Regions from separate parts of the Homo sapiens genome. Here all the other regions are linked to region 2. Evidence: chromatin loops called from intact Hi-C (ENCODE). Cell type or tissue: PC-3. All regions are shown on one strand. Region 1 overlaps FOXN3 (forkhead box N3). Region 2 overlaps LOC105370615 (a long non-coding RNA gene). Region 3 has its middle 160 kb from the start of TRA-AGC15-1. Region 4 overlaps FOXN3 (forkhead box N3). Region 5 has its middle 69 kb from the start of FOXN3-AS2.

Region 1 (5,000 bases), 180 kb after region 2:
ACCTTCCAAGGTCTTCCATAAGCAAAGCTCATTTATTCTTATTTTCTCCTTTTATTTAACAGATTGTTATTCTCAATCCTGCATCTTTGTCAACTCCCTTCTTCCCCTAAGAAATTCCTGCTTAATACTTGACAGGCACTGATATGGTTTGGCTCTGTATCACCACCCAAATCTCATGTCGAATTGTAATCCCCACATGTCAGGGGAGGGAGGTGGTGGGAGGTGACTGGATCATGGGGGTGGATGTCCCCATCTCGTGACAGTGAGTTCTCACGAGATCTGATGGTTTAAAAGTGTGGCACTTCCCCTTCTGTCTCCCTCCTGCTTCCATGTAAGACATGCCTTGCTTCCCCTTTGCCGTCTGCCACCATTGTAAGTTTCCTGAACCCTCCAGCCATGTGGAACTGTGAGTCAGTTAAACCTCTTTACTTTATAAATTACCCAACGTCAGGTATGTCTTTATAGCAGTGTGAAAACGGACTAATAAAGGCATTATTGGAGATGCTCAGAGCTTCTAACTTTGTGTTTGCACATGTGTTCCCATGAATGTCAGCCCCATGAGGAAAGGGCCTTGTCTTTCCTTAGCCCGTGTTCCCCGAGAGCATGGCACCACATGCAGTGGGCTGTCATCAAACATCTGGCGAGTGGATGGCTGCGACTCTTACCACGTACTGGAAGTACAACTTGGGGCAATTTGACGTAACCGCTCTGTGCCTCAGTTTCTTCACCTGGAAAATGTGATAATAGCACCCCCTTCCCTTACAAACAAGTTGATACACGCAAAGCCCTTAGAACAGCGCCTGGTTTGTAGGCATTGTCAATGAATGTTAGCTACTATTACAGTTGTCATTAAAGCTGTGTTGGTTGGATATTCCATTTGACCAATAGGATATGTATCCAGCAGCGCCCCTGAGATTGCTGGGATGCAGCACTGAGGTATCATTGGGCTAGGTTTGCCAGAAGCTGTTAGGAGAGAAGTCTCAGGCAGGATCCTTGCCACTTACAGAACTAATCATCGGTCTGCAGTTGACTATTTTTTTAAAATTATAATGATGTATATAATTCCATACTGATATCAACTGATGAGCTGAACTTTATGTTTGCTTTGCTCCATTTTGCTATGCTTTTTGCAAGCCACACCTTCCTCCTCCTTTCTTCTCATCACATTATTCTTCTTCCTCTTGCGAGGCCCAGCAGATCTCCCAGAGAAGCCACATGCTTTGGATTCATTTGCGGCCTCCCTTGGTTCCAATTCAGACCATGGAAAGTGGCAGAGCAGTTGAGGATGCAGGCTCTGGATTCAGGTGGCATGGGTTCAAATCCCGGCTCCAGTACTTACCAGCAGTGTGACCACAGTCAAGATACTTAACCTCTTTGTGCTCCAGTTTTCTTATCTGTAAAATGGGCTGAGGATTAAATGAGCTGGTGTGTAGAAAGCATGTACAGAGTAGCTGGCACACAGCACTGAATAGTGCTGCACCATCTTCAGATCTAAATGATACAACTAAAGCATCACCATTTTCAGGACCCGCAATGCAAGCTGTGTGCTGGTGATACGACTGATTTTTCCTGGCTGCAAATACACACACGGCTCTTTCCATACTACCTACTTCATACTACCTACTGTACACCAGCCTGGGTCACGAATGTGTATTCATGGGCTGGATCGGGAAGAGAGCGGTGGCCATGACTGTGGTAAAGATGTCTGATCTGGACCTAGATGGTACCCTGTCCTTGGTCCCCCAGCATCTCTCTGGGGCTGACCTGCCAGGCAACTGAGCATCAGTACTCCTATCAGACGAATTTCTCAATTGTATCCAAGTGTTAATACATGCTTTGAAAGACGGCCAGAAGAATGCCCTGAGAACCATCAGAAAGCAAAGATTAGCTCCAGGTGAGGCAGTTCTACTACACAGGCTAACGTGATAGAACGATGACTGAAAAATCACCAAGGGGAGGCAACCCTGACAGCAAGGAAAAAAATAAAAATTAATTACAGCACTCTATGGAGAAGGTGTTCAAACCCTGAAGCTTATGGAATCAGGCTGGTAGCTGAAAGTGAGTTCAGGGATGCATTAAAAACAGAACCTATTTTTACACCAACAAGCAGCAGAGGCAATAGGTACAAAACTCTCAAACGAAGGCAGAAGCCTGTGTGTGTAATACAAGCCCTAGTGTGGTGTAAGGGCCACTGAGAATTACCACTAAATGTAGCGTGGATTTTATTATTTGACAGTAAACATAGTGGTAACAATGATTATTTTGTTATAATGGTAGTTCTATTCCAGCGAAGTGTCTTAGGCTAGCATTTCCTCCTTTCTCTTGGATGGTGTTCTATTGCTATGACAACCAATAACATTTTGCACACCACAGAGCACTATATCATGTATCACCACGGCAGAAAAGGAAATGCCATACTGTACTTAAAAGCCACCTTCTTTTCTTTCTCTCTTTTAAAGTCTGTTATCACTCCCCATGCATTATTCACTATGCCATATTATATATAACCTTTACCTTTGGTTACAGTCAGATTTGTGATATATGAAGCAAAAGCCAGAAAGCCTTGCAAATCCCTTAACATTTTCTAACAAATAAAGGATAACCAAACTGTATTATTCTGATTTTTCTTCAACACAGTCATAAAGAACTTGATTTTGCCAACTTCCTCACTGGATCAAAGGCCTTTGTCAGACTTTCGCCACTGTTTGTCTTATGCAGCAAGATCTCTCTCAGTGACACGGCTGGGAAGTAAAGTATCCCCTCTAAGAGAATTTTCCAATACAAGAAGCATCACCTCTTAAAATATCATTTTTTATTTTAAATATTTTAACCAAATTAAAAAATCACATCATACACCAACTTCCCTGTCTATATAATCTTTTTTTTTTTTTTGAGATGGAGTCTTGCTCTGTTGCCCAGGCTGGAGTGCAGTGGCGCGATCTCGGCTCACTGCAAGCTCCACCTCCCGGGTTCACGCCATTCTCCCACCTCAGCCTTCCAAGTAGCTGGGACTACAGGCGCCCGCCACGGCGCCCGGCTAATTTTTTGTATTTTTAGTAGAGACGGGGTTTCACCGCGTTAGCCAGGATAGTCTCCTGACCTCGTGATCTGCCCGCCTCGGCCTCCCAAAGTGCTGGGATTACAGGCGTGAGCCACCGCGCCCGGCCTACACAATCTTTTCTTGAGAACTTAGTTGTCACCGTGGAAACCCATCACTGGCCATTGCTGTGGCACACAGAGCTCTCCAGAGCTGATGTCACCTGAGAAGTACCCTGCCTATGCCCACTGTGGGGCTGGGGAGCTCTGGACAGAGTCAACTAAAGCTGGGAATATACCAGCTCATTTTAACATCTGTCAGCGTTGCCTGGTCCCCCAAGACAGGAAATACATGAAAATTATGCACAATTCCACAGAGTTTCAAGGTCTTTGGATTCTAATGGAAAGACGCTTACATATATTAAGATACAAAAAAATGTAAATCCAGTCTAGTGACAGCCAGAGGGCAGGGGACGTAGACTAATACAAGTGGACAGAGAAATCCGTAATGTTTACCGTGAATCTAAGGAGTGTGGGCCACATGAAATCTGCCTCTTTATTTTGTGGCCTCATTTACAAATGACTATAAAAAGGAGCTCAACCCAGGAGTCAGGGGCACAGACACCCAGCCGAGCTCAGGAGGACACCTGTTGGTCACCGAAACATCTCAGCAAGCCGGGAAGGCAGCCCCACCTTCCCACCCAAATTCACCTAGGAAGGCGATGCCCAAAACTACCTGGGATGACACAATTGATGGTTTCTTTAGTGAAATAAACATCATTTTCTTTGCTCTTCTCTCCTACCTCCCTCTACCCTTCCTTTAAAAAATAAAATAAAATAAAAATTTTAAAAAAGGAAATAATTGGGGGCAAAAGTTTTGCTGAGAGTATCTAAACTATGGAATCTGCCTTTAGTGTTTCTGTAGGATAAGAAACAATTTGGCCTCAATTTTTTTTTCTTTTTAAACAGAGACAGGGTCTCACTATGTTGCCCAGGCTGGTCTTGAACCCCTGGGCTCAAGCAATCCTCCCACCTTGGCCTCCCAAAGTGCTGGGATTACAGATGTGAGCCACCGCAACTGGCCTGGGCTTGGTTTTTAAAAAATGTGAACTGGAGAGCCAGATTTACTTACTGGTCTGTTATTTCCTGCAATCTCAATGACCGTGAGGCTTGTGACTGAGGCACAAGTTGAGTTGAGCCACTGTATGCTAGATCTATGAGGATGGGAGGCCGAGGGTGGAAGGGAAGCTGGCGAGGCTGTGTCGGGTGGTCCTGAAGTCGGCCTCCAGTGGGAAGAGCACTAGTCCCTGGGTGGGCAGGTGCAGACCACGGGCTGTGGTTCCAAGGCCAGACCCCATGGCCTCCTGCCTCCCCTTTCCCACAGCAAAGGTCACCACAAAGGCCAGGGGCAGGTTCTCCTGGGAGATCGCCCAGGGTGCAGGTTGCTGATGGCTTCCTACATTTCGGGTGAGAAGGGGCCTGCTTGTCCACCTTTGTGAGCTTCCTCAGGGCGAAGAAGAATTAGAAATTCCGAGGACTGAACTGCATTCCTGGGCAGCCTCCAGGAGCCTCCAATTGCTCAGACTTTCCTTCTTAAAGTTGCCAGAAGCCCCTGGTAGGTCCCTTTCAGAAAGCATCTGATTTGGAATTTATAGCAATTCTCCCACTGGGCAGTCGAGGGTGAGAGGTGGGCCGGGTGCGGCGCTGGTTGCTGGGGAAGAGACGTTTCCAAAGATCCCTGAGGTGTGGAAGTCAGGGGGAGAGGCGTCCTCATGGGAAGCAGGTCTTTCCATGCTTGGACAATTTGTGTGAGCATCTTTTACCCCCAGGAACATTTAGAATAAAGCAGAGAAATGCTTAAGGAAATCAGGTCTGTAGAATGAATTCCTTAAACAAGACATCAATGCAGATCAACATATCGATGCAGATCAATGTATCAATTGTTCTAACTATTTGAAATACTC
Region 2 (5,000 bases):
AAGGGGAAACCAGGGGAGGGTGATGTGTGTGATGCTGGAGTCACTTGTGTTCAGGAAGGCCACGCTGCTGCCTGCTATTTGGAGAGTGGGCTCCAGACGAGAGGGTGGAGTGATGGGTGGAAGGTGGAGGTAAGAAGCAGGGAGGGATGTTAGGAGGCCAGTGCATTGTCCTGGAGAGGTGACTGTGACTGTGACTGGAATGGGGATAGTGGCAGTGAAGAGAATCAGAATGGTTCAAAATATACTTTGGAAGGGACCCATGAGGACTCCTCGGTGCTCTGTGGCATGCCAGGAGAGCCCCTTGGACATGCTGCACAGCTTCAGAGCTGAGCCAGGCCCTCAGCAGCCTCCTGCTTCTGATCCGTGGCTGCGCGAGGGTCTGCAGGGTCAGAGGGAAAGGATGGCTTCACTTCCGCCCACCTCTCCTGCTTCTGTTTCTGGAGGGATTGTGTTGTGCTGCTGTTCTCCAACTGCTTCTCGTCGAGTGAGTAACTAAGGAGAGGTGTATTAGAAACTTTTTGTACCCTCCTTTTTTCTCTGAATGGCTGTAGCACTTACCAGCCTCTTGGCCATACCGTCAACATTCAATTTGTACTTGGGGATTGAGCCATCACTCCATATAATCTCAGGAAAGGTGAGAATCAGGTGCATTCTCACCTCTACCTGTTGCTATCCCATATCAGCTGTCAGGTCAGCCAAGAGGCTCTATAAACTAGGAAAGGGGAAGATGGTTTGTTGGTTATTGCAGCACTATTCACAATAGCAAAGACTTGGAACCAACCCAAATATCCATCAATGATAGACTGGTTTAAGAAAATGTGGCACATATACACCATGGAATACTATGCAGCCATAAAAAAGTTCATGTCCTTTGTAGGGACATGGATGAAGCTGGAAACCATCATTCTCAGCAAACTATCGCAAGGACAAAAAACAAAACACCACATGTTCTCACTCATAAGTGGTAATTGAACAATGAGAACACTTGGACACAGGAAGGGGAACATCACACACTGGGGCCTGTTGTGGGGTGGGCGGAAGGGGAGGGATGGCGTTAGGAGATATACCCAATGTAAATGACGAGTTAATGGGTGCAGCACACCAACATGGCACATGTATACATATGTAACAAACCTGCACGTTGTGCACATGTACCCTAGAACTTAAAGTATAATTAAAAAAAAAAAAGGGGGAAGATGGGAAAAGTAAGTTCCCTCAACCCTAATACAGGAAGTTGGAAAAGCCACACTGTCAGTACAGTCCTCAAATACAAGAATTATCAAACAGTAGCATCAAAAGGCACAATGGGGGCTGAGTGCAGTGGTTCTCACCTGTAATCCCAGCACTTTAGGAGGCTCAGGCAGGAGGATCACTTGAGCGCAGGAGTTTGATACCAGCCTGGGCAACATAGTGAGACCTTGTCTCTACAAAACGTAAAAAATTTGCTCAGTATGGTGGCACACACCTGTAGTTCCAGCTATCTGTAGGCTCAGGCAGGAGGATCAATTAAGCCCAGGAGTTCGAGGCCACAGTAAGCTATGATCACACTACTGCACTCCAGCCTCACAGAGTAAGAACTTTTCTCAAACAAACAAGCAACAAAAAAAGAAAGAAAAAGGCACAATGGTGTGGCTTTCTGGCATGTAATACCCTCTTTTATCTTCCTGCCTAGCTGTATGTATGCCACCACCCATCTGTTGTGTGCTCATGGCAGACATTACAAATCAATCAAGATGCTTTGCCTCAAATTGAACTTTCAGGAACACTCTCAATACTATGCTTTGGGCTCTTCAGTTGACTAAGGTTGGTATGGAATGTGAAACTTATTTGCCATCCCTATTCTTGACTGTTTAATCAAGATAATCAACTTGGGAAGATTCCTTTTTTTTTTTTTTTTTTTTTGAGACGGAGTCTCATGCTGTCACCCAACCTGGAGTACAGTGGCATGATCTCGGCTCACTGCAACCTCTGCCTCCTGGGTTCAAGCGATTCTCCTGCCTCAGCCTCCTGAGTAGCTGGGATTACAGGTGTGTGCCACCACACCCAGCTAATTTTTGTATTTTTAGTAGATATGGGGTTTCTCCACATTGGTCAGGCTGGTCTTGAACTTCTGACCTCAGGTGATCTGCCCGCCTTGGCCTCCCAAAGTGCTAGGATTACAGCCATGAGCCACCGCACCCAGCCACTTGGGAAGATTCTTCAAGTGACCATTTGGTCAAGCGCCCAAGCTTTTATGTAGGCAAACCTCCTAGTTATCCTAGGCAGGTGGTGGCCAATTCTTTTAAAGATTTCCATGGCTCTCGATACCCCCATCATACTCCAGCACCCATCCTGCCCTGGCTTATCCTGACAAAAGATTTTTTCCCCCACATTTACCTGAACTCTGTCTTCCTTGCTATTCAGAGAAAATGAAGAAGGAAAGAGAAAGAACTACAGAATTACCAGGATACAAGGAATTTGCTGTTAAGATCTTCTTAACCTTCCAGTTGCTTGGGAATCATTGCCGTAGGGTGTCTCTGTACTCAACAGAAGGGTGAAGACGTTTTAGCAACAGTAGCAAAGCAAATGATCTTGGACTTACAGTTTCTTGATTTCCGATGATTAAGCTTCTGCACATACCAACCCCAAGACAGGGTCATTCTATAACTTCTTAATAAGGTTAAGGTATTTCGACTACTTGGTCTTCAGTTTCCCTCAGTAATAGAGACACCAAGATCCTATTGCTCTCCAGCAACCAGGCAGGAGAGATTTGAGTCAGAGGAAAGCACGAGAGAGAAGTTAAGAACAGCAATTTCTTAAGTCATAAACGGAGTCAGGACTGTAAGTGTGATTTTCTGTTACCTGCCCCAGACCTCATGGAATTAAACTTTCCTGCCCTGATCCCTTGGATTCGTTTCTCCAACCCCACTCACCTAGCCCGGCCTCCCCGAAACACAAATTGGAATGGCGTTGGCTCCCGGGCACACTAGGGGGCGCCAGCGGGCTTGTTTTCCAGGATGGCCCTAAAATTCTCTCCAGCGAGGAGAGGACCATGACGGCCAGGCCACGCTTGCTCTGAAAAGCGCCGAGCGTGGAAGGGTGTCTTGGAATGGGGTCTAAAAGGGAGAACGACATCCTTATGACTTGCTTTAGGCTGCTTTCTGGATGTATTTTCAGAGCTGGGGATGAGGAGAGGTTGCGTAAAGGTGCCGGCCTGCTGCTGGCCGGGGCTGGCAGCCTTTCAGCCGCCGCGGGTGAGTCAACACCTGGGAATTGCATCCAAGGGCGGCCCTTTCAAGCTGCCTGGAACTTTCTGCCATCACACTGAGGCCACTGTTTGACCCAGTCCCGGGCCAGGGAGGCAGGAGCCGATCACGTCCCAGGGCAGTGCTTCTCCCTGGCACTGAGTCCGTGGAAAGAGGCTGGGAAGGTTCTTTCCACACTTGAGGGCTGGCGTTGGGAAAATAGGGTAGTGCTCTCCGCCCCAGTGAACAGCAAGAGCTCACTTCCCCCAGCAGACTTCTGCTCCACTGGCCTACTTTCAGCATGGAGTGGAAGGAAGCCAGCTCCAGGAGGGCAGAGGCTTCCTCTCCACCCCTCTCTTCCACAACCTTCAACAGGCGCCTTGTTCTCCCCGGCCAGGGAACTGCGGATGGTGACCATCGTTTCCCAGCCCAGCAAGGGGAAATGAGGGGAGGAAATAAACGCAGGGTTTTTATTGCCAAATATTTCTTTCCCTGGGAGGACAACGCATTCAAACCGCTGAGTGGAGATTGGAGTTAGTCCAGCCATAAACCATCTTAATGAACACTAATAGAGAACCGCAATTATTGTTGACTTCAAAATGCAAACAAGAACTTTAGACAGTGATCCCTATCAGCCGGTGAGGCCGGGCACAGATGCCGGGCGCTGTTTTTGCCGTTGCTTAGCAATGGAAAATGAACTGTTCCTGTCTGTTACCACTGGAGGTGGAGGTAGGACAATGAGCTTTATTGGACAGAATAGGTATGAAATTAGTTTATTCTTTTTCACTTGGAGAAGGCAATTGGCAGCCAAGAGAGTCACTCGGAAAAGGGGTATTTTAGAGGTTGAGGGTGACTTTCCTTCTCATTACTTCGGTAAATCCTAACCACCTTGTTTTCCTCTACAGATAAAGTTTGAACTTTTGCCGGGAGTGTCCCTCCAAAACGATCATCAATCAGACAGAATAGCTGCAAATACCAACTCACAGACCAGGTTGGGAATTAGGGTGAGGAGAATGAAATCTTGGGTGCAAAATTTAAGGGAATGCCAAAAAACTTAGTAGCCAGGATAAATAATAGTTTAATGCAATATTTTTTAAAAGTCAAAATAAATGTAAAATAACCATGGTAAAAAAAAAAATCAGATTTGAAATAAAGAGAAGCTCAATATCACTGATTTTTATTTTTCCTTTGGCTTCAGGCTTTAATATGGCACAGTGCGTCAGTGCCACAGACTTTTTACCGCACCAAACACATTTGCAACACGGACAGTTTTGGGAGCTGCTTTTTCCTCAGCAGTGTTGATGCTATGGAGTACAGAGCCCTGTAGCTGGGCAGAAGGGAGTGTCTCTTTCTGCAGTTCTTTAGTAGGCTTCTTCCAGGATAGTAGAGAGGCAAATGGTCTTGGGGAGGAACCTACCTATGCTTCCAGGGCAGTGACACAGGAAGTACTAAGGTACAGGAAGTACTAAAAACCCAGGGCTCAGCAAACACAGACAGTCAGGTGAAATTGCCCAAAACACTGTTCCTCAGACAACAGGGACAGGCCCAGAGCTGGCAGTTTATGGTAAAATTATCTCCTCTTTTGTTATTGGTATTAATAGTAACTCCTATATATTGAGAACCCTTAGGTGGAATCACATGGAATCGCCAATATTGAACCTTTTTTGACCTACAAACCCAATGTATATGGTTTAATCCAATGTATGCTGAGTATGGGAGGCTGAATAATGAACCCCAAAGATGTCCACATCCTAATCCCTGGAACCTGTGAATATT
Region 3 (5,000 bases), 98 kb after region 2:
TAAACAACTAGACAAAACATATGAAACAATACCTTTCAGATATTAGAAAACAGATAATACAGAAAGTAATCCCCAGGGGAAGGGAAACAGGGGAAGTAATTTTCAGGCTACAGAACAGGGAGGGAGAACCCAAAGAGAGCTTGATGGTCTTCCTGAGTTGACGAGACAGAGTTGAGAATTTGAGAAGGCCAAGGAAGCTAGAATTTACAAGGCAGGATGCCTTAGAGAAGAGCACTGCACAGAGAAGAAAGAGCTACACAGAGAGAAAGTTCTGAAGATCTGCAGAGGGTTCCCCTTGATTGGCTACTGACCAGTGCAAGTGCATGCATGTGAGAAAACTACCCGAGCAGGAAAAAGAACCAACAAAAAGGAGCAAGCTGAATAATCCCTGGGACTCACTCGGGCTAGGAATAGTTCATGTTCCCACCAGCCGGAATAGAAAAACGTCATAATATACAAAATATACAGAAGGGTATTGTTTCAATAATAAGAAAACTTTATCCCTAAAGTCTGCTCTGGTCCCACCTAAGAAAGCTCAAAAGCAAGCCTCAAAAGGATTGAAGAAATTTAGCTGCCTACCAGAACAAATGTCAAGAATATTTGAAGGGAAACAAAAATATCCAGCATCCAACAACACAGCACCTAGTATTCAGTAAAAAAAAATTACCAGGCGTGCAAAGAAGCAGGAAAACATGCCCCAAATGAAGAGAAAAATTGATCAGTAGAAACAGACTCAGACATGACACAGATAATATAATTAGTAGAAAAGGACATTAAGCCAGTTATTATAATTGTTTTCCATATGCTCAAGAAGGTGGGCAAAAGCATGAGCATGCTGAAGAGAGACACAGAAAACATTAAAACAAGAACCAAATAAAACAACTAGAGATGAAAAAGATAATGTCTGCAATAAAAATACACTGCACAGGATTAACAACAGATTAAACATTGCAGAAAAATGCTAATAAACTTAAAGACAGCAATTGAAACTATCCAAAGTGAAACAGAGAGAAAAATGACGCCCCAAAACGAGCAAAGCGATCAGTGAGCTATGGAACAACTTCAAGCAGCCTAATATATATGTAACTGGAGCCCCTGAAGAAGAATGAGTAGGAACAGAAAAAATATTTGCAGAAGTAATGGCCAAAACTTTTGCAAATTTGAAGAAAACTATAAATTCAGGCTTAAGAAGCCTAGGAAATTCCAGGCACGAAAATCAGGAAGAAAATGATACCAAGGCACATGAAAAATTGAATTGCCTAAAACTAGTAGTAAAGAGAAAATCTTAAAAGCAGTCGGGGTAGGGGGAGGAAGTACACTTTACATACAGAGGGGCAAAAGAAAGGATGACAGCAGATTTCTCACCAGAAATAGTGTTAGGTTAGAAGACAAGACAGATGTGTCTTTAAAATCCTGAAATAAAAAAAGCTGTCAACCTAGAATTCTATACCTAGCAGAAGTATCTTTCAAAAGTGAAAGCTGACAAACTAAAAGCTGAATGAATTCATCTCCAGCAAACCCGCACTACAAGAAATATTAAAGTCCTTTGCACTGAAGAAAAATGATACTAGATGGAAACACCAAGAAATAAAGAGCATTAGAAATGTTATCTGTCTGAACAAATATAAAAGACCTTATCCTTTACTTTAAAAATAACTTTAAACACTAAAGCAGAGGATCTCTTTCTCCTGCCATTTAAATTGTCTATTTTCTGGAGTAGAGAATTCACAGAACTGTGAATCCATGATGTGAAATTTCAGCTTCTTGCAAATGACTGAAGGCAATTATTTACCTCTCTAGAACTCAGTTCCCCTCACTTGTCAACAGGGGACAAGATGATAAGCTAATGAATAACACAATCCTTTGTAAAATTAAAAGCAGCATATAAACATCACTGGTCTTCCTTTAATTTTGCAGTCCCTTCCAAGAAAACAGCTTCGCATGGTGATGTTGAGGCCTGCCCAGCTGGTGCTGATGCTAAGATCTGCTTCCCAGGCAGCAGGCCTGTGCCTCCATTTACCCTCAAAGGAGAATCTCCCTCCCTCCTTAGGGGTTGGGGAGATGCCCTGAGAACACACTTTCCCTTTCAATATAATCCCTTATTCTGGTGCCCCTCACCCAATACTCCTGCAAAACCTAGCAGTGCCTCAGTTGTTCTTGCTAGCCTTGCCCAGTGAGGGATTTGGGCTCATGGAATAACATTCTTTTCTGGCTGGGCACGAAGCAAGAAGTTGAGCCTCATTCAGAGTGGCAGCAGGCCAGGCCTTCTTGCCTGTTGGCTCTTCCTGTTTGCTCAGGCCAAGGCAGCACTGGGGTGACCCACACCGAGGGCCGCACCAGTGGGCAAAGGGCCAGGCCCAAGTTTGAGGTTTAGGGGTGGTGAGTCATGCTGGAGTCATGGCCTGGGCTGGGAGAGGCACCGCCACTCCAGCAGACTGCTCAGAACTCTGTCCCTCCAGCTTTCCTTTCAACAAATATCTTCTGGGTACCCACTTGTATACCCGACTCAGAGTCAGGTGCTTTCTATACATTGTTGAATTTCTTCTTTAAAATGGCCTGTGAGATTGGTCTTTATATTCCCATTTCACAGGTGTGGAAACTGAGGCTCAGAAGGGTGAAATTGTAGGTCCAAGTGCACACAGCCAACTGCAGACACAGCTGGATTCAAGCCCTTTTTGAACCTGTATGTCACTCTTCCTGCACGACCTGGATGTTTGCATACTCACAGGGCACAGGGGACTAAGGTGGCTTTGGAAGCAGAAGCGGGAGAGTAACAACAGCTAACATTTATAGAAGGGCTACCATGTGCCAGCCACTGTGCAAACTCCTCACAAGAATGGTCTCATTTCATCCTCGAAGGGACCCTGAGAACTAAATACTAGTATTTTCCTTATTTCTCTTGTGCAGCATTGCATAGTGTGCAAGGGGTGGACTGGGCTTTGCAGTAGATCCAATACTTTGTCCCAAAGAGACCACGGATCTTATGTTGGTTCCCCCAGGAATGAACCTGGAGACGGTGTAGTTTAATTGGGAGGGGATCCCAGGAAGCACTGAGTTGGGGAAGGTGGGTAGGTGGAGAAACAGGAAAGTGCAGGAAGCATGTAAAAGGTATGATGTGGAACAGGTTGCTACTATGGGCAATGGGGTCTTTATTCCTCCTGGAACCTTTGGAAAACAGCATGGGGCAGTGCTTCTCAAAGCTGAACACGCACTCGAAGCTCCTGGGATGCTGTTAACATGCAGACTCTGATCCAGAAGCTCAGGGTGGGGCCCAAGACTCTGCATGTCTAACAAACTCCTAGTGATGTCAGTGCTGCTGGTCCCTGGACCACACTTTGAGTAGCAGGGTTGTAGCACATATCTCAGAAGTGTTTCACTAGAAGGTGGAGGGGGCTGGGATTATGAAACTCCAGCTTCCATCTCTCCTTGGCTGAAGGCTGCGGGGAGTGGGGCTTCTCTGCTCTCCTGGCCCACCTGGGAAAGGCCTTTAGGTAGCCTGCTGTGTGGTGGGCAGTCCTTTGGCAGGTATTGCAATGTGAATGCCAGCGGGCCTGGGAGGACACTGACAGCTTCGACTCCACTGTGGGATTGCCCTGCGTGCACTGTCCTTCCAGCTCACAGGACTCCCGCCTGCCCCTCGGTGGGAGGGAAGCCTAGGTGTGCCCACGGGCATGTGCTGAGAGCAGCTGAGCCAGTCAGGAATAGCCACTCCTCAGCAGGGGTCCCAGGCAGTAACCACAAAAAAAACCTCTGGGCTGCTCCTAGAGCTAGTCTGGACCTCCGGATTCCTGAGTGGGGCTCCTCCCCATTCCTGCAACCACTCTTGAACACAGAAGTTGGGGGGCAGCTTTAAAAACACTCCAGTCATCAGGGGGGGTCTTGGCAGGGACTCAGCCAGAATCCGTGGACATAGACCTGTGGGGCTTTGTGTTCTTGTTTGGCCTGGCCTGGTGTGATCCCGGGAATGCGTCACGGAGGCTCCTCCCCACAGCGCGGGGCTCCTGAGGAAGGTGGCAAAACATCTTTCTGGCTCGAGACCTGCTCATTGGTCAGGGCACAGTCCTGGTCCCTTGGCAGACATCAAGAACCTCCCAGGCCCAGGGAGTGATGGCATGAAGTCTCTGCAAATGAAGGGGCTCAGGCAGCAGAACAGTGGCCGCCTCAGCCAACACTGGGCAGTAGGTGGGGCAGGGCTAAGCCTGCAGGTGAGAGAGAGCCTGGGACCTGTGTGGAGAGCTTCTCAGGGACAGGCCAGGAGGCAGGGATGACAGCTGGGGTGGAGCCTCCCTCACTGCCTCCTGGCCTTTAAAAGATGACTCGGCGGCTTTTCTTTAGGTGTGCCTCCAAACACCTGGGTTCAAGTCTTAGCTCTGCCACATAATAGCTATGACGCCTCAGGCAAATTATTTCACCTGTTACATCTCAACATCATCATCTGTCCAATGGGAATAGTCATCCTCCCATCACAGGTCATGAATGAGACAACACTGGCGTAGCACTTCATACAGGCTGCGCTTTGTGGTAAATGCTCAACAAGTGGGCGTTGTTCTCATGGAATAATGGGATACTCTTTTTCTTCCCACTGTATTTACTTTTCAACTCAGGGGACGGGGTTCTTTAGTAAAGTGGATAAAGTGCCAGACTGCTAGCTTACTAGAGCATAGGAGCTCTGCTCTGAGAAGAGGTCAATATTAACAGAAGAACGATGTGTTTGTCATGTAAATGCGCTACCGGGAAGAAGCCGGGACACCTAAGAAAGCCAGAGTAGGATGTGGAAATTCTGGAATGGAGCCTGCGTCCTGGAGGGTCAGCTTTGAAGCAGGGAAAGAGAAGAGCAAGAGGAGACCACAGAGAACAGGGGGGCTCCAGGATGCCCACTGGAGGGGCCTCTGTGTGACCAGCAAGGTGAGTTGACAGCAAAGGTAAACAATGTTTAGCATTCTCTCTGGGCTCTGTGCATATGGGTGCCCCGGATCAGGAGCCAAGCCACTGGGGTTCAA
Region 4 (5,000 bases), 270 kb after region 2:
TATTTATGGAGCTAGACTGTGAGCTCTCTGAAGACACTGACGATCTGATTCAGCTCATGTCCCCAGGAGCTGGCATGGAGTAGGTGTTCAATAAACATCTGCTAAAAAAAAAAAACAAAAAAAAAACTAGCCCTATAAAGTATATAGGGCTGGTATTATGATCCTCATTTTGCAGCTAAGAACACTTAATTCAGAAAGGAAAAGTCACTTAATGAGGGTCGCATGGCTAGTAAGTGACTCATGCTCTCTTCATTGCCATGATGCTTACATAACTACCTCCCGTTTCCTGCTGTCTCTTGAGTTTGGTGATCTACAGAAAAGAAAAGGAAAACTGAAGAAACAATACAAACACTTCAAAAGTTTAATGGATGTTTCTGAGCATCTATACATCGCCTTCTTCTCAGAACAGACATTGAGGACAGTCCTATAATTCACTATTATCAGTGTATCTACTTTAACTTGGAGCCCAGGCAACCAAGCACTAAATTAACACTGCCCTGTCTCTGCAAAGGTGATGGGGGACAAGACGCCTTGTAACTTTGAAGAAGAGATTTACACACCCCTGTGTCTCCCATATAAATGGACTCAAGAGCTGCAGCAGTCCATAAATGATCCTTTCTTTCCACTGTTGATAGTTGAAGGCAGCCGTTTCCAGCTTCTTGCCGGTGATCACTCTGCTAAAAATAGCTTTGATGCTGTCACATGCAAACTTGAACAGAACCTGAAAGCAGTTCCCCTTTTAGTTCTGAGCTGGTTCAACTTTAAAAGAGAGGCAGCTGTGAACACACTCCAGCGTGTTTACATGATGCTGAAGTAGTTCAGCTCGTAGTAAAAATACCACTGAAAAGGGACAGGCTTGGGTTTGCAGCCTCTGCTGACGACATTTCTTCCTGCTGAGCTGGAGCCCGGGAAGGGGCGGGAAGGGGCGGTAAGGTTAGCAGGGAAAATCCAAAATGTCCAGTTTGAAGGGGAAAGTGGCTGTGAGCAGAACCGCGGTGAAGACAGGAGAGAGATGTTTGTTGAGATGTGAGATTTCTGACTATGGTGGAGGTGGGGGCAGGAGAGGCGGCAAAGATCATATAGAAAAGAGAACTTAGACAACAGGGGGTGCTTTTTAAAAATTCTGTTAAAAATATCTAAGGGCTGTTTTTTTAGAAATCAAGGAAACAAAGGATGAAATACATTCAACATCTTGGCCATTCATTTGATACCTTATGTTGGTTTGCTGGGCAAATGGATGATTCTGGATGTGTTCTGAAAACTGGGCCCAAAACTAAGGATAAAGCAGAGTATGGGCTTGGAAACCAGAGAAAACCTGGGCATTCAACCCGGCTGCTCCTCGTCTGGCCCCCATAAAACTTGGCTTAAGCACTGGTGTCTCCCAGACCTTCTGCACAGAGCTGGGAGTTAAGTGAGAAAATACACACCGAAGTGCCTGGTGGAGCGGGGGACCCTGACCCATAATAGACAACGTCCTTTAAAAACATATACCCAGAGGAGAGGAAGCTGACAGTGATCTGCGGACAAATCTGGAATACAGTGTAGTTTCTTAAAAAAAAAAAAAAAAAAAGTACCAACCAAATAAATAGTGTTTTTTCTTCCTTCTTAATTCTATGTGGCCAAAGCATGACTCACACTATATTTGCTTATGAAATGAGAATTCATTTTACGAAGTTGTCCTAGAAAACTTACGCTGAGCCCGGCTGATCTGGAGGGGACGAGAGGAAGGCCTGGCCAGCACCAGGACGGATCACACAGGCCGGGTGCTGGTGTCTGTACCCACTGAGGGCCACTAGGAGATGGGAACTGAGGTCATCGATGGTGAACTCGCGGCTCCTGCTTAAGAACCAGAATCCTGACTTCAGACGTTTATGCTGGAGCTTCACATATGTTTCAGAACCCATCGTTCAACAAAAACCTCAGATTCATCTTAAGAGCCCTTGAGAAAAGGACGCCTCTATGACATCACTGTCCTACCCGATGAGTTTCAGTACCATGAGCAGATGACATGTGACCCAAGTACGAAGTGAGCAGGTTCTCTAAACAAGCTATAAATTTGAGCAGCACACTGAGGTTATATTAGCATAGGAATTTATCACGTAAGTTATATGTTTGAACAACAGAACAGACTTAACATACTGCTGTATCTTTAACTATCATTTTTTGTTAACAAGACAAAAGAATTTACAGTTTCTGCCAACTGTTTTGTTGGCCCCTAATACCACGATTAGCTGTTGCCAGGCAACCATGAAGCATGCTTCCTCCCAAATCAGGAAGACCCACTGCTAAATCTAGACTAATTATAAAAGGAGACAAATATTTAAAAGCCTTATATTTATGAAGGATTTGGGAGGTGCCCTGATAAGAATGATTCTTATTAAACGGATCTAACTAAATACAATGCATATGTCTGCAGTGCATTGTCACAGGTTTTGTAAAACAATTTAGGAAAACTGAATGTTTCTGCAACTTTCCTAATTTCCCTCAATAGGATACTAAACAAAACCAGGTGTTTATAATTTGTGGAAGCATGTCTTTTGCCTACTTCTCTAAGAATAAGGATGAAAAGAAGCAGCTGAGAGACCTAAGCCTTTTAAAATACATATATATTTGCAAAGAAATTATGAGAACACCACCACCATTTTCACAACCCTTACAGAGCTATGTGCATATAATGCTCAGCAGCTTTCCTCTCAAGTTTCTGCCTTTGTCTGCATTCTCAATTCCCTCTATTTCAAGAGTCATTTAGAATTCTCTGTGTGGAGAAGAGTTTTTCAGTCCCTGAGGCGAGCCTCCTTGCCATCAGCACTAAACTGCTGGTGGCAGGCTCCAACAACCGGAGTTCTAATGTCTAGAGACCCTGCTTCATCCCCAAGAGGGGAGCTGAAGAAACAGAAAAGCTCAACACACACACACACACTCACAGACACACAGACGCATGCACACACACACACACACACACTTTGGTTCTCTTTTTTTTTTTTGAGACGGAGAGACGGAGTCTTGCTCTGTTGCCCAGGCTGGAGTACAGTGGCACCATCTCGGTTCACTGCAAGCTCCGCCTCCTGGGTTCACGCTATTCTCCTGCCTCAGCCTCTGAGTAGCTGGGACTACAGGCGCCCACCACCACGCCCGGCTAATTTTTTTGTATTTTTAGTAGAGACGGGGTTTCACTGTGTTAGCCAGCATGGTCTCAATCTCCTGAACTCGTGATCCGCCCGCCTCAGCCTTCCAAAGTGCTGGGATTACAGGCGTGAGCCACCGCGCCCGGCCCATTTTGGTTCTCCTTCATATGCAAAGTGGAGTTTTCTCCCCAAAAGACAAAATTCTGACTACAAAGTCAGAACTAGGACGGGGGTTGGCAAATTATGAACCAAACTGTACTAGCTGGAAGCTAAGTATGGCTTTGACATTTGGTAATGGTCAGGGAAAAAAGAATCAAAAGAAGAATATTATTTCTTGACAAGTGAAAATTATATGAAATTCAAACTTCAATGCCATAAATAACATTTTATTGGGACACAACACACTCACTTGTTTATGTGTACGTCTATTTTGTGCTAAACAGTTACTACATGACCCTTCATAGAAAAAGTTTGCAGAAGCCTGAAGTGGAAGACAGAGTAGTGACATTTTAATCTTGAAAAAGAAATTGATTTTGGATTAACTTTAAACGCGACCAAAACAAAGCAAATAGGCCATGTCCCACCCAATGGCCTGAAACCTAGGTTGCTCTGAGTGTGTGTGTTACTCAGTGACTGTCCTACCAAAATTTCCAGAAAACAGTCCCTGTGGAACGCTAATCTAATTATTATTAAATGTAATAATCATTACTTGGAAGCTTTCTGATTTCACTAACCCAATCCTCTCTCCACCTCCACACACAAATTCAAAATGTTTTTCTTAAGATTGTTTCTCCTCTGTGTTACTAATGGAACAATCTGAGGCACTCATCAGACTGTCTATGTAAATCTACACCTTTTTTTAAGCTGAAATAATTCTGGTTATTAAAAACAAACATGGGTACTGTTTGTAGGTCTGAGAGGAATATGGAATCAATTATATATATGTGTGTAAATAAGGCCGCCCACCAGATAATGCTGGATGGCCGGTGAACTTTGCTAGAAAAGTGCTGATGCAGATGAAAATTTGGACAGGCTCTCGTGAAAGTCGGAAACACCAAAGGTCTCTTTGCTTTTGCTACCCTCTCTCCCTTCGGTTCTCCATTTACCGAGCCACAGTATTTCTTAAAGCTCGTTGGCAGCCTGCACCTCTGCTTATTCTTGGGAGACACGTGTTTGCATCCTATTACAACCCATAGTTTTTGCATAACCATGGTGAGAGGAACCATCCTTCCCAATCCCAACCTCAACCAAAGCTTAGAAAAAGTGCCATTCTTAACCTTTCAGAATCACTCATAAGTAAATCCTATAGCAGTCTCTGCTAATGCAAATTTCAATGTGTGCCCGATATAGGTAACTTTTGTACACTCTGCACCGACATAAAGAAAAGAACAAAGATCTTCAAGTTTTGTCAGTATTTGCATTTTTGGAAGAAGAGCATGAAAATAACATCAAAATGAAAAATTAGGCCGGGAGCAGTGGCTCACACCTGTAATCCCAGCACTTTGGGAGGCCGAGGTGGGCGGATCATCTGAGGTCAGGAGTTCAAGACCAGCCTGGGCAACATGGTGAAACCCTGTCTCTACCAAAAATACACAGTTTAGCCAGGCGTGGTGGCACCCGCCTATAATCCCAGCTACTCGGGAGGCTGAGGCACGAGAATCATTTGAACCTGGGAGGTGAGGCTTCAGTGAGCAGAGACTGTACCACTGCACTCCACCCTGGGTGCCAGAGTGAGACCCTGTTTCAAAACAAATGAACAAACAGACAAACAAAAAGAAGACAAATGAAAAAATTGTATATTTCTGTCCCTAATCCTGCAGGATGGAATTAGCTCTCCTAAAATGAGCTCGAATCTTCTGGAATTTGTTCGAGATG
Region 5 (5,000 bases), 470 kb after region 2:
GCTTTAGTCTGTAGGTTGCCTAACGCTACACAGCTAATGAAACACTGTCCCCTCTCCCTCTCCCTCTCCCTCTCCTTCTCCCTCCCCCTCCCCCTCCCCCTCTCCCCACGGTCTCCCTCTGATGCCGAGCCGAGGCTGGACTGTGCTGCTGCCATCTCGGCTCACTGCAACCTCCCTGCCTGTTTCTCCTGCCTCAGCCTGCCGAGTGCCTGCGATTGCAGGCGCGCACCGCCACGCCTGACTGGTTTTCGTATTTTTTTGGTGGAGACGGGGTTTCGCTGTGTTGGCCGGGCTGGTCTCCAGCTCCTAACCGCGAGTGATCCGCCAGCCTCGGCCTCCCGAGGTGCCGGGATGGCAGACGGAGTTGCGTTCACTCAGTGCTCAATGGTGCCCAGGCTGGAGTGCAGTGGCGTGATCTCGGCTCGCTACAACCTCCACCTCCCAGCTGCCTGCCTTGGCCCCCCAAAGTGCCGAGATTGCAGCCTCTGCCCGGCCACCACCCCGTCTGGGAAGTGAGGAGCGTCTCTGCCTGGCCGCCCATCGTCTGGGATGTGAGGAGCCTCTCTGCCTGGCTGCCCAGTCTGGAAAGTGAGGAGCGCCTCTTCCCGGCCACCATCCCATCTAGGAAGTGAGGAGCGTCTCTGCCCGGCCACCCATCATCTGAGATGTGGGGAGCGCCTCTGCCCTGCCGCCCCGTCTGGGATGTGAGGAGCGTCTCTGCCCGGCCGCCCCGTCTGAGAAGTGAGGAGACCCTCTGCCTGGCAACCGCCCCGTCTGAGAAGTGAGGAGCGTCTCCGCCTGGCAGCCACCCCGTCCGGGAGGGAGGTGGGGGTCAGCCCCCGGCCCGGCCAGCCGCCCCGTCCAGAAGGGAGGTGGGGGGGTCAGCCCCCCGCCCGGCCAGCCGCCCCGTCCGGGAGGTGAGGGGCGCCTCTGCCCGGCCGCCCCTACTGGGAAGTGAGGAGCCCCTCTGCCCGGCCAGCTGCCCCGTCCGGGCGGTGAGGGGCGCCTCTGCCCGGCCGCCTCTACTGGGAAGAGAGGAGCCCCTCTGCTCGGCCAGCCGCCCCGTCCGGGAGGGAGGTGGGGGGGTCAGCCCCCCGCCCGGCCAGCCGCCCCGTCCGGGAGGGAGGTGGGGGGGTCAGCCCCCCGCCCGGCCAGCCGCCCCGTCCGGGAGGTGAGGGGCGCCTCTGCCCGGCCACCCCTACTGGGAAGTGAGGAGCCCCTCTGCCTGGCCAGCTGCCCCGACCGGGAGGGAGGTTGGGGGGGTCAGCCCCCCACCCGGCCAGCCGCCCCGTCCGGGAGGGAGGTGGGGGGGTCAGCCCCCCGCCTGGCCAGCCACCCCGTCCGGGAGGTGAGGGGCGCCTCTGCCCGGCCGCCCCTACTGGGAAGTGAGGAGCCCCTCTGCCCGGCCACCACCCTGTCTGGGAGGTGTACTCAACAGCTCATTGAGAACGGGCCAGGATAACAATCGCGGTTTTGTGGAATAGAAAGGCGGGAAAGGTGGGGAAAAGATTGAGAAATCGGATGGTTGCCGTGTCTGTGTAGAAAGAGGTAGACACGGGAGACTTTTCATTTTGTTCTGTACTAAGAAAAATTATTCTGCCTTAGGATCCTGTTGATCTGTGACCTTACCCACAACCCTGTGCTCACTGAAACATGTGCTGTGTCCACTCAGGGTTGAATGGATTAAGGGTGGTGCAAGATGTGTTTTGTTAAACAGATGCTTGAAGGCAGCATGCTCGTTAAGAGTCATCGCCACTCCCTAATCTCAAGTACCCAGCGACACAAACACTGCGCAAGGCCGCAGGGTCCTCTGCCTAGGAAAACCAGAGACCTTTGTTCACTTGTTTATCTGCTGACCTTCCCTCCACTATTGTCCTATGACCCTGCCAAATCCCCCTCTGCGAGAAACACCCAAGAATGATCAATAAAAAAAAAAAGAAAAAAAAAAAAAGAAACACTGTCCCTGAACCCATCCACTCTACACAGCATGGACAGCAGCTGATTAAGCAGTCAATCAGTTTAGCTTAGAAAGCCACCTAACAGCATAATGGCAGAGACCTGAAAACAGTAAGCATTGGGCTAATCTGGAATTCCAAGGTGGTAAGGTAAGATGCAGGCAATCGGAGCTATCGAGTTGCCCCACCAATGGAAAATGGCAGTGACAAATGGAGACTGCTTTCTATTAGAGTCCTTAGCAGGCCAGGTAACACTTGAGAAATTTGAGAATTTGGCCACAACTAGAAACCAGTGTTCAATAATCACTCCACCATTGAGCCAGGGCTTTGCTGAAAAGGTCTTTCTATTTGATTGCAAACCATACATCAACTTGCCTTAACTTTATTGTAAGGAGAAATCCAAAATATATTCTGAAAGAGATCAACCCTAACTTTATTTAGGTCATGCTGCTGCCATACACAAACAATGAGAAGTGTGTGACTAATTCAGAAACAGCAAGGAAAGGTCAATGCCCAGTTTATTTCTTAACCCACAGTAATCTGTGAGTAATATGAAGAGGCATTTGCCACTACCTGCTCATCAATGCTGCAGTCTAAATGAACAGAAGGAGGGAGACAATTTCACACTCATTAAAAAAAGAAAAAAAAAAGGCACACTAGTATGTAGTGACGTAAGCCTGGAAATGACACATTTAAGGACAGCTCTCAAAAGCATTTAGATAATGAAGCCTCAATAACTTGTGAAGTAGAAATGATTGTAACTGTTTTATCAATAAGCAGCTTGATGTTCACGCATGGAAAGTCATTCACCCAGAGTCCCTCAGGAGTTAACAATAGTTAAGCCAAATAGTTAGACCTGAAAACTCCAGGCTCGGGACCCAGGCCACAGGGCTGTGTGTTTTGTTTTGGGAGGGTGGGCCGACTATATGATGCCCAATCCTAGCATAAACCAGTCAATACAATACAACATCTGTGCTTGTCATGAAAACAGGCATTTCCATCTACCCTTGAAGGCAACCAGCCTTCCGCATCTGGAACCACTGGGTGCATAAGGGACCTGGCAATAAATGATGGGAATTTGGCCTATAGGTGAATCACCAGGCTTGTGGCTCAGCTCAAAGCATACGCCCTGCTGAACGGAGGAGTGGCATTATGTGCACACAGAGAAGGCAGCACCGTTCCCTGTCACAATATAGACTTTGTAATACTCTACTATGAGGAAAGAACATCTTCTCTGAGCACACTGAAGAAAGACAGCCTAGAAATTCCACAGAGCCAGAGTATCAGCTCCCAGAGGCACCTTCCCAGTCTACACCACCCCAGAGAGAGATTGGTCTGATGGATGGGGAAAGCGGTGTTGAAAGTGGCACTCGCTCAGAAAAGCCGAAGAGCTTGGGCAGAGCAGAGAATGTCAGCATCATTCTCATCTCCTTGCAGGTGAAACTACAAGAAAACTGAGGCCAGCAGGCAATGAAGTAGACATGTTTTGAGCAGCCCCCAGGGCTTCTGATGCCCAAAGTCACAGATGACTCCAGACCATTGCTTCTCCAATGTTCGTGGGCCATGGATCACCTGCAGGCCCTGTGAGATGCAGGTTTCGATCCAGCAGGTGTGTGGTAGGGCTGAGATTCTGCATTTTTAACAAGCACTCAGGAGATGCCAGTGCTGCTGGCCCTGGGACCATGCACTGAGGAACAGGATCTGGAACAGCACCACTGTGCCCTTATGATTTTAGGCCTTTCCTGCCTTCCACATGACAGGCTTTGCATGTGGCAAAGAATAAAACAATCGCTATGGATTGGCCCTGTGGAGGGATGTCATATCACCTCCCTGGACACCCTCCCACCAGTTTTACATCACCTGCTATCTACCCCCAGCCTCCGCTCTACCCCCACTGATACTGCTCTGAGCTCATCTCCTACTTCCCTCCCTCTCACTCTGTTCCACCCACCCTGACCTCCCTGATAGTCTTGGAGTGGACCAGGTCCCTATCAGTACCTCCACACTGGCTGAGCATCGACCTGCCTTTCCCTCCCCTCCATCAGTGAAGGAATCTGCCCTGCCCTCTGGGTCAAAGTTATAGCACCCATGCTTGCATCTCCTGGACCTTGTTCCCTGCTTCATCTTTATCCATAGCACTTACCACTATTTGCAAATTATATACAGTTTTTTTTGTTGTTGTTTGTTTGTTTGTTTGTTTTAAGATGGAGTCTTGTTCTATTGCCCAGGCTGGAGTGCAGTGGCATGATCTCAGTTCACTGCAACCTCCACCTCCTGGGTTCAAGCAATTCTCCTGACTCAGCCTCCCAAGTAGGTGGGATTACAGGTGCCCACCACCACGCCTGGCTTATTTTTATATTTTTTGTAGAAACAGGATTTCGCCATGTTGGCCAGGTTGGTCTTGAACTCCTGACCACAGGTGATCTGCCCGCCTCGGCCTCCCAAAGTGCTGGGATTACAGGCATGATCCACCACGCCCAGCATTGTCCATCTCCCCACTAGGATGCCAGCCCCAAGAGGGCAAGGATCTGGTCTGTCTCATTCACTGCTGTATCCCAGTACAGGACACATAATGGGCACTGAAATATTTGCTGAATGAAGAAAGAGTTTAACTTTTAATGAAAACTGTAAAGTGCCAACCATCAATCTCAAGGACACCAATGAATTGTTTGCTTACATCTGCTATAAATAGTTTTAATCTGAATAAATGACTTCTTCGAGATTTCAAAATGACCCATTGTGGCAGATTGCAGGAGATAGTTTTATCCTGTCATGCAAGTATGGACATCATGGAGAAGGGCATGTTTCCCATGAAGAAGGGCATGTTCCCCATGTTTCCCAGCTCTCATTCACCAGTCAGCTTAATGGAATTCCCCCTTCCTCCCCATAGAACCCACATGGATGAGAGGCGGATAGATATCAGCAGGCAGACCTCCTCCTGGGAGAGGCCTCTCACCATGGGGGAAGATTAGAGAAAAGCAGGAGGCAGGAAGGAGAATTCCTCCATGATGCACATGAAAACCCTGAGGCTCAGGGAAGTTGAGT

Evidence for each region. A loop is a pair of places that touch in the nucleus more often than their neighbours do. Peaks named below come from ENCODE experiments on the same cell type or tissue, not always from the same donor. Only the 100,000 strongest peaks of a DNase experiment are listed, where the experiment ranks them.
Region 1: a loop joins it to region 2, with 6 times the contacts of the local background. A loop is called at or near these places in 18 of 110 quality-filtered maps.
Region 3: it touches region 2 in a loop (4-fold over the local background); 9 of 110 quality-filtered maps call a loop at or near these places.
Region 4: it touches region 2 in a loop (9-fold over the local background); 7 of 110 quality-filtered maps call a loop at or near these places.
Region 5: a loop joins it to region 2, with 6 times the contacts of the local background. A loop is called at or near these places in 3 of 110 quality-filtered maps.

What each region holds. Positions count from the first base shown.
Region 1 is chr14:89,218,949-89,223,948 of GRCh38, forward strand. The region is part of intron 4 of FOXN3 (forkhead box N3); the gene reads right to left. Among named protein-coding and RNA genes, the nearest start is that of FOXN3-AS3, 130 kb to the right of the region's middle. In PC-3, no CTCF peak of the experiment used is centred here; no DNase peak of the experiment used is centred here.
Region 2 is chr14:89,037,552-89,042,551 of GRCh38, forward strand. LOC105370615 (a long non-coding RNA gene) reads left to right here. Exons shown (of 3, transcript XR_944128.3): 1 at 1-4,228. Among named protein-coding and RNA genes, the nearest start is that of TRA-AGC15-1, 61 kb to the left of the region's middle. RefSeq lists a silencer at 2,868-2,927 and enhancers at 3,228-3,347, 3,399-3,955. In PC-3, CTCF peaks have their summits at 2,975 (motif pointing right) and 3,192; DNase peaks (open chromatin) are centred at 3,280 and 3,780; H3K4me3 peaks cover 2,028 bases; H3K27ac peaks cover 1,662 bases.
Region 3 is chr14:89,135,386-89,140,385 of GRCh38, forward strand. No RefSeq gene overlaps it. Among named protein-coding and RNA genes, the nearest start is that of TRA-AGC15-1, 160 kb to the left of the region's middle. RefSeq lists an enhancer at 4,042-4,963. In PC-3, no CTCF peak of the experiment used is centred here; a DNase peak (open chromatin) is centred at 2,346.
Region 4 is chr14:89,303,394-89,308,393 of GRCh38, forward strand. The region is part of intron 3 of FOXN3 (forkhead box N3); the gene reads right to left. Among named protein-coding and RNA genes, the nearest start is that of FOXN3-AS3, 44 kb to the right of the region's middle. RefSeq lists enhancers at 323-392, 423-482, 583-782, 1,696-1,965. In PC-3, no CTCF peak of the experiment used is centred here; a DNase peak (open chromatin) is centred at 248; H3K4me3 peaks cover 1,885 bases; H3K27ac peaks cover 2,434 bases.
Region 5 is chr14:89,505,197-89,510,196 of GRCh38, forward strand. It overlaps a transcript of FOXN3 not described here. Among named protein-coding and RNA genes, the nearest start is that of FOXN3-AS2, 69 kb to the right of the region's middle. In PC-3, no CTCF peak of the experiment used is centred here; DNase peaks (open chromatin) are centred at 2,125, 2,475 and 3,055; H3K4me3 peaks cover 983 bases; H3K27ac peaks cover 2,152 bases.